Regions from separate parts of the Homo sapiens genome. Here region 2 is linked to region 1. A link is a loop called in an ENCODE intact Hi-C map of the cell type or tissue named here. Cell type or tissue: heart right ventricle. All regions are shown on one strand. Links, peaks and the distances in the headings refer to the core of each region. The heading gives the core; the rest is flanking DNA. Region 1 overlaps ENOX1 (ecto-NOX disulfide-thiol exchanger 1). Region 2 overlaps ENOX1 (ecto-NOX disulfide-thiol exchanger 1).

Region 1 (8,341 bases), core at 57-8,056:
CTCCAACTGTGTGTAGGATACCCAGCACCATGCCTCACACAGCTCATATTAGTTTACCTTCCCTTTATTAATATTAGTTCACCTTTTCCTGCACCCTAGAGCAGGGGTCCCCAACACCCAGGTCATAAACCAATACCAGTTTGTGGCCTGTTAGGAACAAGGCTGCACAGCAGGAGGTGAGAGGCAGGCGAGTGAGCATTATCACCTGAGCTCCACCTCCTATCAGATCACCGAAGGCATTAGATTCTCATAGAAGCGAGAGCCCTATTGTGAAGTGTGCTTGTGAGGGATCTAGGTTGCACACTCCTTATGAGATTCTGATGCCTTATGATCTGAGGTAGAACAGTTTCATCCCAAAACCATCCCCCTGCTGCCATCTGTGGAAAAATTGTCATCCACAAAACTGGTCCCTGGTGCCAAAAAGATTGGCAGCCGCTGTCTTAGAGCCTTGATACTAGTGTCTCCTGAACCAGTGGGACCTGAATGTGGAATTCAGTACAGCTTTTAAGGCCTTGATCACAGGAGTTCAACTTGAAGTGGATAATTCTGAAACCAGACATGTTGGAACTGGGTTCTTTTAGGATCTACCTCATTTTCATTGGACACTGAGGAGGAGCCATAAGAGCATTAGGCTCAGAGCATATATACATTTGCAAGATACAGAGGAGTATCCTCTAGAATCTACTGATGCAGTTAGTATATTTTAAGTAATGGTAAATTTCAGCAATGTTAAAAATAACATCATCTGAAAAGTCATGCATTTTTGTGCCGTAACTATTTTTACATGAGGTATTGATCATAGTAGAATACAAAACTTCCATTCTTGTGAAGTCAGAAGATGAACTGAAAATATAAATGAAGTTAGAGATGAATTAGTTATTTTACTCGTTTTTTTGTTGAATAGAGGGACTTGTGCTTCCTAATGAGTTATTTTAAAGTACTTTTAGCAGTTGTTATTTTGCTATTCTTGTCTGAGTTTGAATTCTATTGACTAGGTAAAAATGCATTTCTCAGTTGCTGAGTTTTCAGATTTCTGTTTACAAGATAGAGACATTAAAGGTGGGAGTTTTGCTAGAGACTGTTTCATTGATATTTCAGAATAAATTCAATGTGACTGATATTACAGTGGACTGATTGATACACTCTGAGAGAGAAGAACTGTCTCTGTCAACAACAACAGTCTAATTCCATAAATTTTTACTATTTTGTGCCAAAGACTTTCCTACATGGCAAGGATAAAATGTCTTTTGGGAAATTATGCTTAAGACAAACATATGGACAGAAAGTTTCAAAAAGTATAATAAATTCAGTGTTAGAGGGAAACAGAGTTTGTGGGAGGATCAGAAAGGGCTTTACACCAAAAGGAGAGACTCTAGGAAGAGGGTTTTTTTTGGTTGTTTTTTTTAAATTAACCATTTTCAAGTAAACAATTCCATGGAATTTGGGAAGCGCTTTTGCAGAAGGTAATATCTGAACCCAGTTTTGATAGGCTTTTGATTGAAAGAGGAGGAAACAGGTAAGTGGAGGGAGAGACATGGACATTCCATTAGTGATATCTGTCAGCCTGTATTCCTTTCCTGCCAGCCGCACCTTGGGTCGTCCCGTCTTAGCTTATGGAATCCAAGTGGTACATCTGTAGGAATAGGCCACCAGGGCTGGCCATTCAGACCACAGGAATAGCAGACCACAGGGATGGCATGTGGACCCAGCCAGATTAAGGAGACCCAATCCTGAGACATTTGTTGAACTCCCAGAAGAAGTTTCGTTGTGTTTTATAAAACTGAGGTTGCTGCATGATGTAACGTAAATCTGGAAGTCCTGATAGTCATTTTGCCTCCAGTTAAAGATAACCTACTTAAAAATGAAGCCAATGCAGAGGGCAGCAGAATTAAGAGATGGAGAAAGGTCCTCATAGTCTAAGCACCTAGTTCTACCCATACCTGAATGCTTTATCCCTTGAACTTTCCATTAAGTGTGCCAGTACATCCCTGTTTTTACTTCAGCCACATTGAATTTGGTTTCTATTGTGTGGAACTAGAATACTTCTAAGAAAGGTTTCTTTGGAGGGTCAGGGAGAGGGATGTTAGTTGTTTTGCTTTTATGAAATTTTGTTATTTTTGACTTAAAAAGAAACTGTGGCAGTTTCCAAATAACTATGCCTTCTGAAATAGAAACTCCTTTTCTTTTTCTAATGTGTTCAAATAATCAGGAATTTAAGCTTAGTTCTAAAACTATTATTTTAGAGCAGAATTTTATATCACTAACACTCAAAAGAAGAGCCTTTGGCCAAATTCTAGTCATAGAAAGTCATTGTTTTTCTGTGAAAGGTTTATTGTGTTTGCATATACTCTCTAGCCACTCTCTTGGGGAGGACTTGGGTTTCTGGACAGGAATGCCCACAGCAGTGGGGACATCAAACCTGTAAACTAAGTTAGGGCTTGCATCTGTCTTTCCTGATTGCACTGGGGGTCAGAGCTGTCTCCCTTTTGGGGTTCACAGTGCTATATCCCTAGTACCAGAGAGTCCCACTTTCTAGAAGAGCCTCTCAAGAGGTCATGTCTTTTTTAGCCTCAATATTGGGTTTGTAGGCCATCTGAAGATTTGTGGATATATTTAGGCAGAACACGGTTTTATAATATCTGGTCACTATTGTTAACTCAGACTACTCATTTCAAATAGTAAAGTTTCCTGTGCTGTTTGCTGACAAACTACTGAAAATGAAAGTATTCCTTTAGACCTACAACAATAAAACAAACCAAAATTGCCCCTTTATATGTTTTATCTGGTGAGTATGTAGAAAGTTCACTTTCAGATCTTTCTCTTTGATGTCTTTATCAGTTACCTTTTTCTATCAAAGATAACTTTTATCTTCACACATTGTTAATGAATGTTTGTAGAAGTTTGCTTCTCTTATACATGTATCTTGTCATTTATCTGGAAGTACATATTAAGTTAGTGCATTCTTCCACAGGGCTCTCTGTTTGAAACTATTTTATTTCCATACTTTTATCTCTGGCTTGTTTTTATTTAAGGAAACCAAAGCAGATACAGACTTAAGAATGTGAATGTTTCAAAAATTGTGATTGTAGTTGATTATGTTGGAGAAACCTTTCTTCATGGAAACAAAATTCAGAGTTTGCTCAAGAGCCATCTTCCCCAGTTGGTCTGTGAACCTGGGGTGGAACTCTCAGAGATATTAACTGTGATCCAGTTCAGAGGCAAGAGGATGGGCCAGGCCTGACTCTCCTGTGATTTTATGGTTGGCTGGGCCGGCTTAACAAACAATTAGCTTGCATGTATTGTTGAAACAATAATCCTCGATTGGCCCAGAGGGAGGTATTGGCAACTCAAATGGGAAGAAAAGCAGTTTAGTCCTGCCTGCGTTATCCATGTCTGAGATACTTTGCAGAAGGCACTCACTTCCAGAGAATCCAATCTGACAATGAACAGGACTTGGCAAGTCAATCTCAGTGATGTTGTGAGAAGGATAATTTAGATTAAATTGTACTGTTTTGACTATTTTCTGGTTCTGTTTCTTTTTGTTCAAGTCATTGGGATGCATGAGAATGGTTAAGTGAGATGTATGGTGATAGGTGAGAGATCTTACATATTTTAATGATTGGTTTATTTATAAATAATTTGTCATCAAAATTCTGTTTTGATAGTCACAAATAATGAAAAAGCAGAAGCTGGGGGTGTGAGGAGCATATCTCTGCTGTCAAAATCTGCAGAGCTCTGGAAGATATGGATCCTTCAGATGTGGTAAGCAGGGCTCCGACAGTGAGGCGGCAAAGGAGATTTATTTGATTGCAGTCTCAGTGTTTCCCTTTACAGTTAGAGTGACATAGGAACTCCTCCCACCATCCCCAGGCTCCTGTGGGGTCTGGCCCTACTGCTCTGCCCTGTGACCTCTTCTCATGCACGTGCCTGTAGTTGACCAGGCTCCAGGCACACAGCCAAACTGTCCTCCACATCACTGCATGGCATTTGCTCCTGCTGCCTGGGATGCTCTTGATAGGGCTTGGCAGCTCTTTCTCTTCCTTTACTTTTTGGTTTAATGCCAACTCATCTGAGAGGCCTTCCCTAAATCTGCTGAAATCTGCCCCCTCCACAGCCATTCAGTCTCTATCCATGTTTAACCATCTTCATAGCACTTATCACTCTTTGAAAATTTGTTTTAGCTTGTCTGTTTTGTCTCTTCCTACTAGAACACCTGTCTATGAGGGCAGGGACCTTATTCAGCACCGTATTCCTAGCACTTAAATATTATCTGGCACAATATAGAGATTCAATTAACACTGAACGTTTTATCTTTCAAGACTTGTTCGAGTGCTGATTCATTATTTTATGTTTGAAACATAAACAAATAGTTCTATTGCCTCCTGCCATTACAGAGAAAATGCCAACCTATCGAAATGGCACCCCCTCCAACATCCTCCCCTGCACCTATCAGAGGTCTGTGTAGCTCAGATAAGGTGGATCACTTTATTGAATAAAAGAGGAGAGAGGATAGTAGATGCCAACAACTAGACATATACTATTTGCTTGGAGGAGACATCTTCTTCTGAAACATCTTTCTGACATAAATAGCAATCTACTTCCCCCTGGGGAACATGCACACTGTTACACAATGTGGACATTAAGTTTCCAAAATCAACAAGTCCCTGGAAGTTTCTTGCTATTTCTCAGTCCATGACCTTTGGCTTTGCTTTAATGAATTGTGTGTTCCTGCTGCTTGGCAGAAAACAGGGAGAGAGGCAGGATCCTGGGAAGCTCCACACTCCCCACCGACCCCTCACGGTGACTGGGGCCCACAGACCAGGCCTCTGATGGAGGCCATTCCCAGGAGCCCGGTCCATCCCTCCCCATCCTAACACTGCCTCCACCCCGGGGTCTCTTATGCATGTATGAGAGAGGAAACAAAGAATCTTTACAAAAAGATGATTTTTGTGAGGTAGTTTAAGAGTAGACAGCAAATGCCACCCTAGGGTCAGCTGGAAAGGCTAGTTGCATAACAATTGCATTTTCTTTATCACTTTGAAGATGGTAGGATGGGAAAACTCAGTAACTTCGTACACCTCGGGGTCCTTTAGAGAAGACTGTCAGTTTACTGAAACATGACTGGCCTGTTTTATTTAGAGGCGCAGACACATTGTTTTAATGATATCTGAAATTCCTTTGAGATAGCAGAGATACCATTGAAGGTTGTGCCCCTACCTCCCTTGGACGCAGCTGTGTGGTCAGGAGAGCATGTGCTGCCAGTGAGGCCAATTGGGGCTAAGAATTTCGAGGATAAAACAATGGATGGAGTTTAGGGATATGTGTTGTTTATGTATAAATGGGAGCAGAAGAAAGGAAGTTTTTGAAAGAAAATAAGTACGGACCTCTGTGTTCAATATAGTTTGTCAGGCTGGTTTCAGAGCAAAACCACTGTTCTCTCTTATCAACTCGTTCTTTCCTTTTAAAGATAAGCAAAAATATCACTCCCTCTTCAGCCTAAATGTTCTGCTTGTCTTGACCAGCAGATGCTTTCAATTATTGGCTTCTTCCCAGAGCAGAGAGATGCGCTAAACCTCTGCCAGGTAAGGTGACGCTTACTGGATGAAGCTTGACTTTTGTTCTCTTTGTAGTTGGATCATTTGGGAGATAGGCGGTTCTCTTGTGATTATGCTCCCAGCCTAAAATTAATGAGCTAATTTGGGCATAAAACTTGATTTCTATAATTATTTTGGCAATAAGTGTACTCTATCAGGAAAACACAACAGCACCGCCCCTTAATTCAATTCTGTCAACTTTTATCAAGCATCAACTGTGTGTCGGGCCATGTTTTGGCCCTTGGTGGGGTGAGAGGAGATTAAATGGGCTCTTCAAGGCAGTAGACAACAAGAGGCCTGCTTATATATGAGGTTACTAAGAAATAGTTGTGTGCTTGGGTTCTCATTTTATTATAATTCAAAATATCATTTAGTGAGTGCCTAACTTTGGTCAGGCACTTAACATGAATCATCTCCACTCCTTACAACAATCTAGATAAGGAGATAATATTAGCTTTAATTTACAGCCCAAGAAACTGGCACTCAGAGAGAATGAATAACTTTCCAAGTTTATACAGCAAGAAAGTGATTCTGATTCACTGTGTACTTTTTTTTCTGGTAGACAGTAGCTTAGGCTGGGCGCGATGGCTCATGCCTGTAATCCCAACACTTTGGGAGGCCAATGCAGGCAGATCACTTGAGGTCAGTTTGAGACTAGCCTGGCCAACATTAGCCAGGTGTGGTGACTCATGCCTGTAATCCCAGCTACTTAGGAGGCTGAGGCAGGAGAATTGCTTGAACCCTGGAGGCGGAGGTTGCCATGAGCCAAGATCGTGCTGCTGCACTCCAGCCTGGGAGACAGAGTGAGACTACATATCCAAAAAAAAAAAAAAAAAAAAGAAAAAGAAAAAAGACAATAATGTAGATGGGAATGTATTTTTAAATAAAGCCACATCACATGCCAGTTTTAAAAACCATCTACAAAAGAGATAAAAGAGAAAGATGATTTTCATAATCTTTAAAAGCTCAGTGATCTAGTATGGCTTGAGATTTGAAAACTATTTAACAGGAAATCAATGCATGGCATGAAATGAGAACAATAAGACAGGATTTCTGAAAAGTCAGAAGCAAGGGTTTTTTTTTCTTTGCATCATTATGGGTAACAGAAATAAAGAAAAAACTTACTATTTTGTTCTAAAGGCATAAAACACAAGTAAAAAATGAACATCAGGTCTTTAACATAACAGTCCTGTACTGTGGGAAGCAGGGGCAGGGAACCTTAAATACTCTAGTTCAGTGACTCATTTTTTACTACAAACCGTAATATGAAAAGCATTTTATATGATAAATCAACACACAAAAATTTACATATACCCACACAATAACACTCATCTATATGTGAAACAAAATATTTCATGAAATGTTACCTCTATTACATACAGTATATTCCGATAGCTTCTGTTCTAGCTTACCAAAACAATTTATGTTTCTGATCCATTCACTAATAGCTCAAAACATGATGTTTGGAAAACAGGGCTCTATCTGATCCCCCAATTTTTCCCCTCCTCTCTTTATTCCTTCCTCTTTTTACCACTCAACCCCAGGAGAAGCATCACTATAACAAACAGTAGAAGAAAGAACAACCTTCACCTTCCTTCACACCCTTCCCCATTCCATGTCCCCATGTGTAACATACATACTCCCCTCCTCTCAGCCCTCATGCATACTCGTTCTTACAGACTGAAAGTTTGTCCCCTGCAAATTCATAAGTTGATATCTTCACCCCTAAGATGATGGTATTAGGTGGTAGGGCCTTTGGGAGGTGATTGGGTCACGTAGCCGGAGCCCTCATCAAGGAGACAAGTACCTTTATAAAAGAGGCCCTAGAGAGCTCCCTTCCACCATGTGAGAACTCAGCAAGGAGACAGCCGTCTATGAACCAGGAAGCGAGCCCTCACTAGGAATTGAATCTTGGACTTCCCAGCCTCTGGAACTGTGAGAAATTGATTTCTGTTGTTTATAAGCCACCCAGTGTACAGTATTGTATTACAGCAGTCTGAATGAATGATGACACTTATGGCTGGCACCGTGGCTCACGCCTGTAATCCCATCACTTTGGGAGGCTGAGGCAGGCAGATTGCCTGAGCTCAATAGTTTGAGACTACCCTGGGCAACACGGTGAAACCCCATCTCTACTAAAATACAAAAAATTAGGCAGGTGTGGTGGCAGGTGCCTGTAATCCCAGCTACTCCGGAGGCTGAGGCCTGAGAATTGCTTGAGCCTGGGAGGCAGAGGTTGCAGTGAGCCAAGATCGTGGCACTGCACTCCAGCCTGGGCGACAGAGTGAGACTGTCTCATTAGAAAAAAAAAAAAAAAAAAAGGCCGGGCACAGTGGCTTAAGCCTATAATCCCAGCACTTTGGGAGTCTGAGGTGGGTGGATCACAAGGTCAGGAGATGGAGAACATCCTGGCTAACACGGTGAAACCCTGTCTCTACAAAAAATTAGCCGGGGCTGTGGTGGCACGTGCCTGTAGCCCCAGCTTCTTGGGAGGCTGAGGCCTGAGAATAGCTTGAACCTGAGAGACAGAGGTTGCAGTGAGCCGAGATCACGCCACTGCACTCCAGCCAGAACGACAGAGCAAGATTTCATCTCGGAAAAAAAGAAAAAAAAGAAGAAGACACTTATGCTTTAAATTCCAGGGACCTCTGGCATCTCTACTGTTTGTTTTTGCAGTTGAGGGAAGTGTATCATTTGTTATTGACGTTCTGCAGATTGATTGCTGAGGGGATTTTCTGGAACCCCCG
Region 2 (8,341 bases), core at 70-8,069, 120 kb before region 1:
CTTCTTGTGCTGACCTTTCCCTATTAGATCTATCATGCCATGTGGTAATTTTTATCCTTCCACTTTGGGGCTCTTTACACAGTATTAGTTATTACTGAGCACCTAGTTATGGAACAAATAATGTCTATCTTCAATGTCTACAGATGCTGGTCTTTAGAGTGTAAAATACTTCCAAATTTGGCTATGCTTTTAGTTATCTGTTTACAATTAGTCTACATGTTCTGGAAAGAAAAGAGATTTAGCCAGATGTAAGGTGTTTCTGGAGAGTTTAGTAGAATATTTGTTTCCAGATTCGTGCAATTATAATAGAGGAATTGTGATTCCATTAAGTTTTAGATACCAGAGGATGGTCTTGAAGTTCGGGGCAACCTATTTCTTATGATTCTAGCACTCACAGGCCTGATGTATAAGGCACTTTAAAACCATGCTTCTCAGACTTTAATGTGCAAAGGGATTATCTGAGGATCTTGTTAAAATGCAGATTCTGTTGCAGTAGGTCTCAGGTGGGTTCTCAGATTCAGCACTTCAAGCTCACTGGTGAGGCTGATTTTGCTGCCTGTGGACCACACTCTGAGTAACAAGGCTTTAAAATACTTTCTAGAAAATAAAGTTGGGATTTATCCTATGAAAATATCTAGGTGCACTTTATAGTTTGCAGAACAACAAATTTCCTGAGAGAAAGCTTATAAGTGTGTAACTCTTATTTCAATTTGGAAACTTGCAAGAATTTCTCATACTTAAAAACAGTACGTCTGATACCAGTCAACCCCTAAAACTGCTTCTGAATGACATTTTTAGATTGTACTGCCATTAATTAACACACAGCTTTATTTATTTAGGCTTTCTTAGATTTGGGAGGCCCTGGCCCTAGCACTGGCTTTAGTGTAGCTACTTTAGCAACAAAGACTACTTTTAAAGCAGAAATACTCTTTGAAAGATTGACAGTTCGGAGGCTTTGTTTATGATGAGACCTTCACATTTATTGATTGTTACCAAGTTAGCACCATGCGGAGACCTTCTCCAAGGGCATTCAATTGCAGTGGCCAGAAATGGAAAGGGCTATGTTCAGCTCGAACTTTGCAGGCGAAACCTTGCATCTGCTTACATATATATGTTCAGTCAGCTCTCTGAAATTGATGTTTGAAGTTTTTTCTAACAAGATGGCCTTTATTTTACAGGTCCTTTGCTGCCAGCATGATGTCGTATTTATAATATGTGGAGGAGAGAGAGCTCACCATGCTCAGGTAAAGGGATGGTATGTGCACCACAAATAACAAGCAGGTTGGTTGTCACCATATGGGAAGGGATGTAGTTTAATTATACCTCTGGCATCATTCTCTAATGTGTGTCTTAGTTATATCTGGGGTTCAGAGGGCCTGTGGCAGAAGATCTCTGAACTAACATGCATTTGGGGAGCATTTACAAAGTACCTGTGACAGGGCCTCTGTAAACAGCCAGCAAGGAAATAGGACTGGTCACTTGAAATCTCTTTCCAACTTCTATAGAGTTTTCATAAAGGTACTACCATTGTTCATCTTTATCACCTTATCATGAAGCCTTTATCTTTTCAACACTTATGTAAATACATGAATATTGAAGACTTCTAATTAAAGTCTTATCTCTGTCCCCTTATCTAAAGTTATCCTTCTAAATTTCCTTTGCATTTTCTTTAGAAATAAGTACATGTCTCACAACTTTGATTTGCCCAAACAGGTCACTTGAGATTAATTTTCCATTAACCTTTATTGCTTCTGTTTCTTTCTAATCACCTTCTTAGAGGATTAAACAGTCCCCATTGGGTTAGTCTCTCCTTAGGATATGAGCTATCTTTTTCTTTGATGCCCTTTATAGAACTGACGTGGATGACAGTGATCTATATCATCCAGTGACCAAACCTGGACCCATTAACTGAGCCAAAGCTTCCATAGATAGACCCACATTAGGAGTTCTGATGACCATGGTAATTTTGTTATTGGACTTGCTTATTTTGTGACCCAGTCTGTATTAGTCTCATCTGACTGCCTTAACAAAGCACCACAAACTGGCTGGTTTATACAATAGAAATTTATTGTTTCACAGTTCTGGATTCTAGAAGTCCAAAGTCCAGGTGTCAGCAGGGTTGCTTCCTTCTAGGCCGTGAGGGAGAATCTGTCGCAGGCCTTTCTTCTACCTTCTGGCAGCCTCAGGCATTCCTTGACTTATAGATGGCATTCTCCCTGTGTCTTTACACTGTCTTCCCTACATGTGTGTCTGTGTCTATGTCCAGGTTTCCTTTTTGTAAGGACACCAGTCATATTGGATTAGGGTTCACCCTAATGACCTTATCTTAACTCGATCATCTGCAAGGACTCTATTTCTAAAAATGTCACATTCATATGTATGAGAGATTTGGATTGCAGCATCTTTTTGGGGTACACAATTCAGCCAATAGCACTATAGGGGTACAGGCATACCTCAATTTATTTCACTTGGTTTTATTGAGCTTTGCAGATACTATGTTTTTTTACAAATTGAAGGTTTGTGGCAACCCTGCATCCAGCAAGTCTATCAGCATCATTTTTCCAACAGCACATGCTTACACTGTGTTCCTGTATCAACATTGTTTTAGCAATAAAGGATTTCTAAATTAAGGTGTGTTCATTTTTAGATATAATGCTATTGCACAATTAATAGAGTATAGTATAGTGTAAACATAACTTTATACGCACTGGCAAACCAAAAAGTTTGTGTGGAACCGAGCCTGTAATATATTCAAGGCATGCCTGAAGTGAATTCCTCTAGATAACCCTAAAGCATCTAGTATGGTGCCTGCTGCTTAATATTTGTTGAATTAGCGAATGGCAAGGACTATAAAGGCCATGGCCAAATTTAATTTGACAAAGCAAAGTGCAGTGACCAGAGGTGGGCAGGTATTACGCTGGCATTTGTCCTCAGGGAGCTCTTGCCTTCAGTTTAGTCCAGGCTAAACAACCTCATAAATGAGATAAGAGTTTTCCTTTAAAATTAGTAGCAGATGGGGTTTTTATAAAATATAGCCCTTTGTGTGAGCCGGTACTGCTGTCTGTGTTGGCATCGCAGGTTGAACTGCCAATTTACATGCCGCCTCTATCAGTATATCAAGATATCTTTCCAGCTAATTCAATACCGTTTAAATCATACTTAGCCAGGCTATTCTTTCTTTCCAGCTGCATCTCTTTGCACTTATTAAATTTAACATTCTCTTCTCTGGCTTTAATCTCTAAATGCTATCCTGAAATAGATCTGCCCTAATCGCGTCTTCTTCCTTCTTTATGCATCCTTAACTCAACATTATTACAAGTTATCTTTTGAGTGTTCAGATTTGGGTGTTGATAAATTATTAGGATACTGGTCTCAAGGTAGCACTTAAATGATCTGTTCTTTAGAGTTGCTTATTTGGGAAACCCTTTATTTCCTCTTGGGGTAGTGCTTTCTAGCCATGTCTACTGTTACTTCCAGGAAAGGATTACCTTTTTAATAGCAAAAGGGAGCCTCCTGCTGAGAAGAGTGAAAGTCCAGGGTCAGATCTCCTCCTAGGAGTGAGGTAGGCATCTTTAGGAGCCCTGCAAATTCACTTAAGCCCCTGGATTAGTGCTGTGTGGAGCTGCTGTAAGCAGGCAGACCAGTGTCTAGAGATTGACTGTGTGGGTCAGGCCCAGGCCTCCAGGAAGGTGGAATCATTTACTTACAAGCTTTTCCAGCCCCGCAGGAGATTTTGTGTTCCTGGGGGTGGGGCTGCAGGCTGTCCTATGGCCAACTGATAGCATTGGCTTAGACAGCAGTGGATTTATAAGATGATGACAGGCAGTAGAAAATGAAAATGAAAGTAGAAATTCATTTTAGCATTTTTCTGACATTAGTCCTAAGAAAATTGGTAAATCAAACAGCAAATATTTATGGCATGTGTGATGCATGCAGGCAGAGTTCCACCAAATACCAAATATAGATGTATAACTTCATCCTGTGTCTCCATTGCTTACTTTTCTTTTCCATTTTATGCAAGAGCTTACTACCCTTGATTAGAGGTCTCCCATAACTTTTCACATGAACTCTCCTAGTGTGGCTTGTGGGCATGTCTATAGGTTTCATTAAAATTGAAACAGTTAATTTGTTTTGGTTATACAGTGATCAAACAGAGTGATGGTGGGCCAGCCCTTGCTGGCTGCAGGTAGGGCCTGGTGAGCAATTATATTCTAGTAATTCAGCTGTCCCAAAATAGCCAGTGAAGTACTCTACAGTGTGTGCTACAACAATTATAACATCCCAATAAGTCTTATTTTAATAATTAACTTATGTGTATCTAACACTTCTCTATTATTAAGGAGAAAATAACCCAGAAATAAAACCTCAGGTGCCTTGAACATGGAAAACAAGTTTTATTGTTGTTGCTTTGTCTTTACTCCATTTTGCATTCTCTAATTTCACATTTCTGAAAACTCAGCTATAAGATTCTCATGGACTTGATAATAATTTGCTAACTTGTTAAACTCTGATTTTAAAAAAAGGCAAATGAGAAAAATGATTCTTATGTCTTTTTAGTTAATAATTAACATGGTAAGTTTTTCTTAGATCTCTGACATTAGAATGTAATTATTATATTATGGAAAGTATATTAATTAAACAAATTATACTTCAAAATTCTATCAACATTTTTCAGAAAATTTTTGTACACAAATCAGTTAAAATAGGAATCTTAATGTCTGCTTTCTGTAGGATCTTCTGCCTCTCCCTCTGATGGGTCCATCTTTGCTTCATTTAAATCATGAGTTTATGTTAAGTGCTTATGAGCTGGTAATATAAAAATGAGGAAGAAGAGCAGTGGCTTTTGGCAGGGAACTCAGAAGCTTGGAATTCTCTTTCATCTACATTTAGTTACCACTAAACTCTGTCAAATTTCTGTAATTCTTTCATATTTTTACTTTCCTTTTTTTAAATCTACGATTATCCTTTCCAAGCATTTCTTACCTTTTTCTTGCTTGTTCATATGACCACTCTGTTTTGTTTGTTCATTCGTTTGTTCATTCATTCATTCATGTAGTACCCTTTGGACGTGTGCCAAAAATTGTTCTGGGCATAGTATCAAGTATATTATAATTTATGTGGGAGAAAGCAATGATTTTTGCATGACTATGATGGAGCTATAAAACTAAGTATACCTTTTATATAGGAAACAGAGCAACTAAACTGGCTTGGGACAATTAGGAAATACTTTATAGAGAAGATTGTATTTGAATGGAAATTGGTAGGAGATGAGTGGTAGAGAGAGAACATTCTAAATGAAACAGAGGGGAGATTAGCAGAGTGGTATGAGGGGGCAGGGCATGTTTCTGTATTCCATGCTGTTTAGGTACTGCTGGAGCATAAAGTGTGAAGAGGGATATAGGGCTGGATGAGACTCTATAGGAAGGCAGAAATCAAATCTTGAAGGTCCTTTGACACATTGTTGAAGCTTCTTTTGTATGTCTTCAGTTCATCCTGCTCCTTGCAGGGAGAATGGCTGTGTGAAAGAGTGCTTATATCCTGCCAAACTCTTCCTTTATGACCTTTGTCCTGGTCTCACTGCTTCACCCTTGTCCTGGTCTCACTGCTTCCAAAGGGAAGTCAAGCTCTCTTTAATTTACTCCATTGAATCATTTACTCTACTAGATTTGCCTGCTTTGCTTTTCACACAGAATTGGTTACTTTGCTCTCTTAGATTCCATTTTCAAAATCCTTCCCTCCTTTAAGACCTCACTGAAATTCATATCCTTTATGAAAACTTTTCTCTACTCATGAATGATTTTATCCCTTGTGAATTCCAGAACTTTGAATAGATGCTGCATATTGCAATTTTCGCATGCTTCTCATATATCACAAGTTATTTTTATAACATTCTTAGACTATCCACATGTTGAAGGGAAGGGCCATATACCTATCTTGTATCCTATTTATGCTGGAAGTGCAGCTTCTTGCATTTATTAATAGTAGACATTGCATGGATGTTTGTTAAAACGGTAGAGGAAAACAGAGTTCCTTTAATTTGAAAGGCTGCTACAGAGGTAGAACTGAGGGATTGATTAATTGTCATCTGGAAGGGGTAGTAGTTAACATAATGTCCAGATGAAACTCTTAGAGGGAAGAATAATTGTCAGTGAAGGTAGAAGGATTACATTAAACAAAAGTCAGAAATATGTACAGAAAAGAGATGCAGTTTGAAAATCAGTTAAACTGCCCAAAGGTTTAGACATGGGAAGAAGATACTTAGAAAGCCATTCAGCATGTGTGATTGTCTTTGACAGTGAGTGACAAATGGAATAACAGGGAAAAGCACCTATATTGCATGGAGATGCTCTGCATTATTAAATAAAATGGCCTCTGGAAAACTTGATTCAATTTAAGACTTCTCAGTTGCAGATCTGGAGACAATCACAAATTCAGAAATATATTTATGAAACTCTGTTGCCACTGAGCTCAAAAGACCGTAATCCTATTACTTGTGATTTTGAAAAGGGTAAACATGAAAAACTGAAAAGAGTTATTGATTAAAGAAGTAATATGAACAGGAATAATGGAATTAAAGTAATTGAGGCAATATCGGGCCTAATGGACCTTGTTCTCTTAATGCCTTTCTTCTGCTTTTGTATTGAGTTGGCCCCAAAGTCGATAGGACTATGTGCACAGAAAGAGAAGGACATGATGGAAGAATTAGTATTGCTGTCTATAAAAAAAAATCAATCTGTTGTTCTTGCAGAAGAACATCAATCAGTCTGTGAAATTAATTAACTGGATTTTTTTACATTTGGCTTCTAAGATAATGAGACAAATGATGAGAAAAGACTGCATGCCTTGCATATAGTAGATACTCGGTAAATGTTTCTTGAATTGAAAACCAAATGATATCACAGATTTAGTTTAAAAACTACTTCACTGTAAGTCCTTTTATCAGTCCTAATTCAGTCCCGTTTCTTTTACTGGGCTGCCTGTATCTATAGTACTGTAAATGTAGATCCCTCATTTTTATTGATTCTTGCTCTGAAGTGAGTTCTCTCACATTTTTACTGCCAAGGAATCCAGGCCAGCTTCACATGACTTTGGATCTCTGTATTATTTAGTGTCTTAACTGTTTTCTGTGACCAGACTTCCTGCCCTATACAGTATTGGCAGATTACATTTTTTGAAATATCATTTTAACAACATTACTCTTTATTCAGAAAACATCAATGTCTCTTTGTTGTCTACAAAATTGTGGGCTCATTGTACTTTAGAGTTCATTCCCTACTACTTGGGTTTGAAAGCATCTGTGTTCAGACTTGTCCAGACACCCGTCTATACTTAACTTCCACCGGCCTCCTACCCAGACCCTATGGGGAAGACAGATTCGTCTCTTCATTCTGTCATCCCATTTTGCAACGCGCACAGTATTCTGCATCAAATCCTCTCATATCTATATCCATCCAATTAAAGTCAGTTCTGCTCCAGGCAATATAGTCCTTAAAACTGCACATTATCAAAACCTGTGCTATAAAGACAATTATTTCAGTGGCATAAATAGTGTTGGAGACTTGAGAGTTGCAGGGGCACAATAAACAAAGTTGTTTTACCTGAAGTTATTTAAGTAATAATGGTATTTTCTATCTCTGTAAAAGTATAACTTTAAAACCTGAACATCACGAAAAAATGCATTTTATTGTATCTCTTTTTATAAGATGGTAGTGAACTAAGCTGGTATTTTAAAAAATTGTTTCAACATCTTAATGATCCACTATTGTGAGAAATGGAGAATAAAGACCTTAAAACAGCTGTGTTGTAAGCAGAAGAGCTTTTTTTTCCCTTATGCCAGGAGCCCTAGTCTGCATAAAATAAATTGTATTCCCCAATCAATTGATCACTTTATACCTAATACACATTATGCAAACTCTGCAGAAGAAATGTCTGTAACACTTATTTTTCAAAATGGAGTTTAAGGTCCTTTTTGCTCCAGTGAGTTTGCCTTTTACCATTCTTCCTTGCCTGGTGATTTTTCTCTCTGAATACTCTCTTTTAGGTTAATTATCAATTTAAGGACCTCTTTAATTGTTCATCTTTTTCAGAAGTTTTAGAGACTGTTTTGAAATAGAGACATATTTTTATTTCCCACAATGTCCAATATATCGTTAGGGCAATGATATACTAGTTTATAAGAGCATGCGATTATTAAATTTAGTTTCATCTAAATCCAAAAATTGCTATTTTCTCTATTTCCTGTTCCTCTTGAATGTTGGGCCTTGGCTTAATGTTTTTGAGGGAACAAAAAAGAGTAATCCCCATTTCAATGTCAATGCAAAAGGATAAAGACTGACTGATC

The links. Hi-C counts contacts between places; a loop is a spot of excess contacts. Peaks named below come from ENCODE experiments on the same cell type or tissue, not always from the same donor. Only the 100,000 strongest peaks of a DNase experiment are listed, where the experiment ranks them.
Region 2: it touches region 1 in a loop (2.4-fold over the local background); 1 of 110 quality-filtered maps calls a loop at or near these places.

What each region holds. Positions count from the first base shown.
Region 1 is chr13:43,542,006-43,550,346 of GRCh38, reverse strand. The region is part of intron 2 of ENOX1 (ecto-NOX disulfide-thiol exchanger 1); the gene reads left to right. Among named protein-coding and RNA genes, the nearest start is that of ENOX1-AS2, 97 kb to the right of the region's middle. In heart right ventricle, for the core only: no CTCF peak of the experiment used is centred there; DNase peaks (open chromatin) are centred at 3,941 and 4,794; H3K27ac peaks cover 1,071 bases.
Region 2 is chr13:43,660,382-43,668,722 of GRCh38, reverse strand. It overlaps ENOX1 (ecto-NOX disulfide-thiol exchanger 1), which reads left to right. Exons shown (of 17, transcript NM_001347969.2): 2 at 1,179-1,244. Among named protein-coding and RNA genes, the nearest start is that of ENOX1, 120 kb to the left of the region's middle. In heart right ventricle, for the core only: a CTCF peak has its summit at 3,712; no DNase peak of the experiment used is centred there; H3K4me3 peaks cover 542 bases; H3K27ac peaks cover 1,036 bases.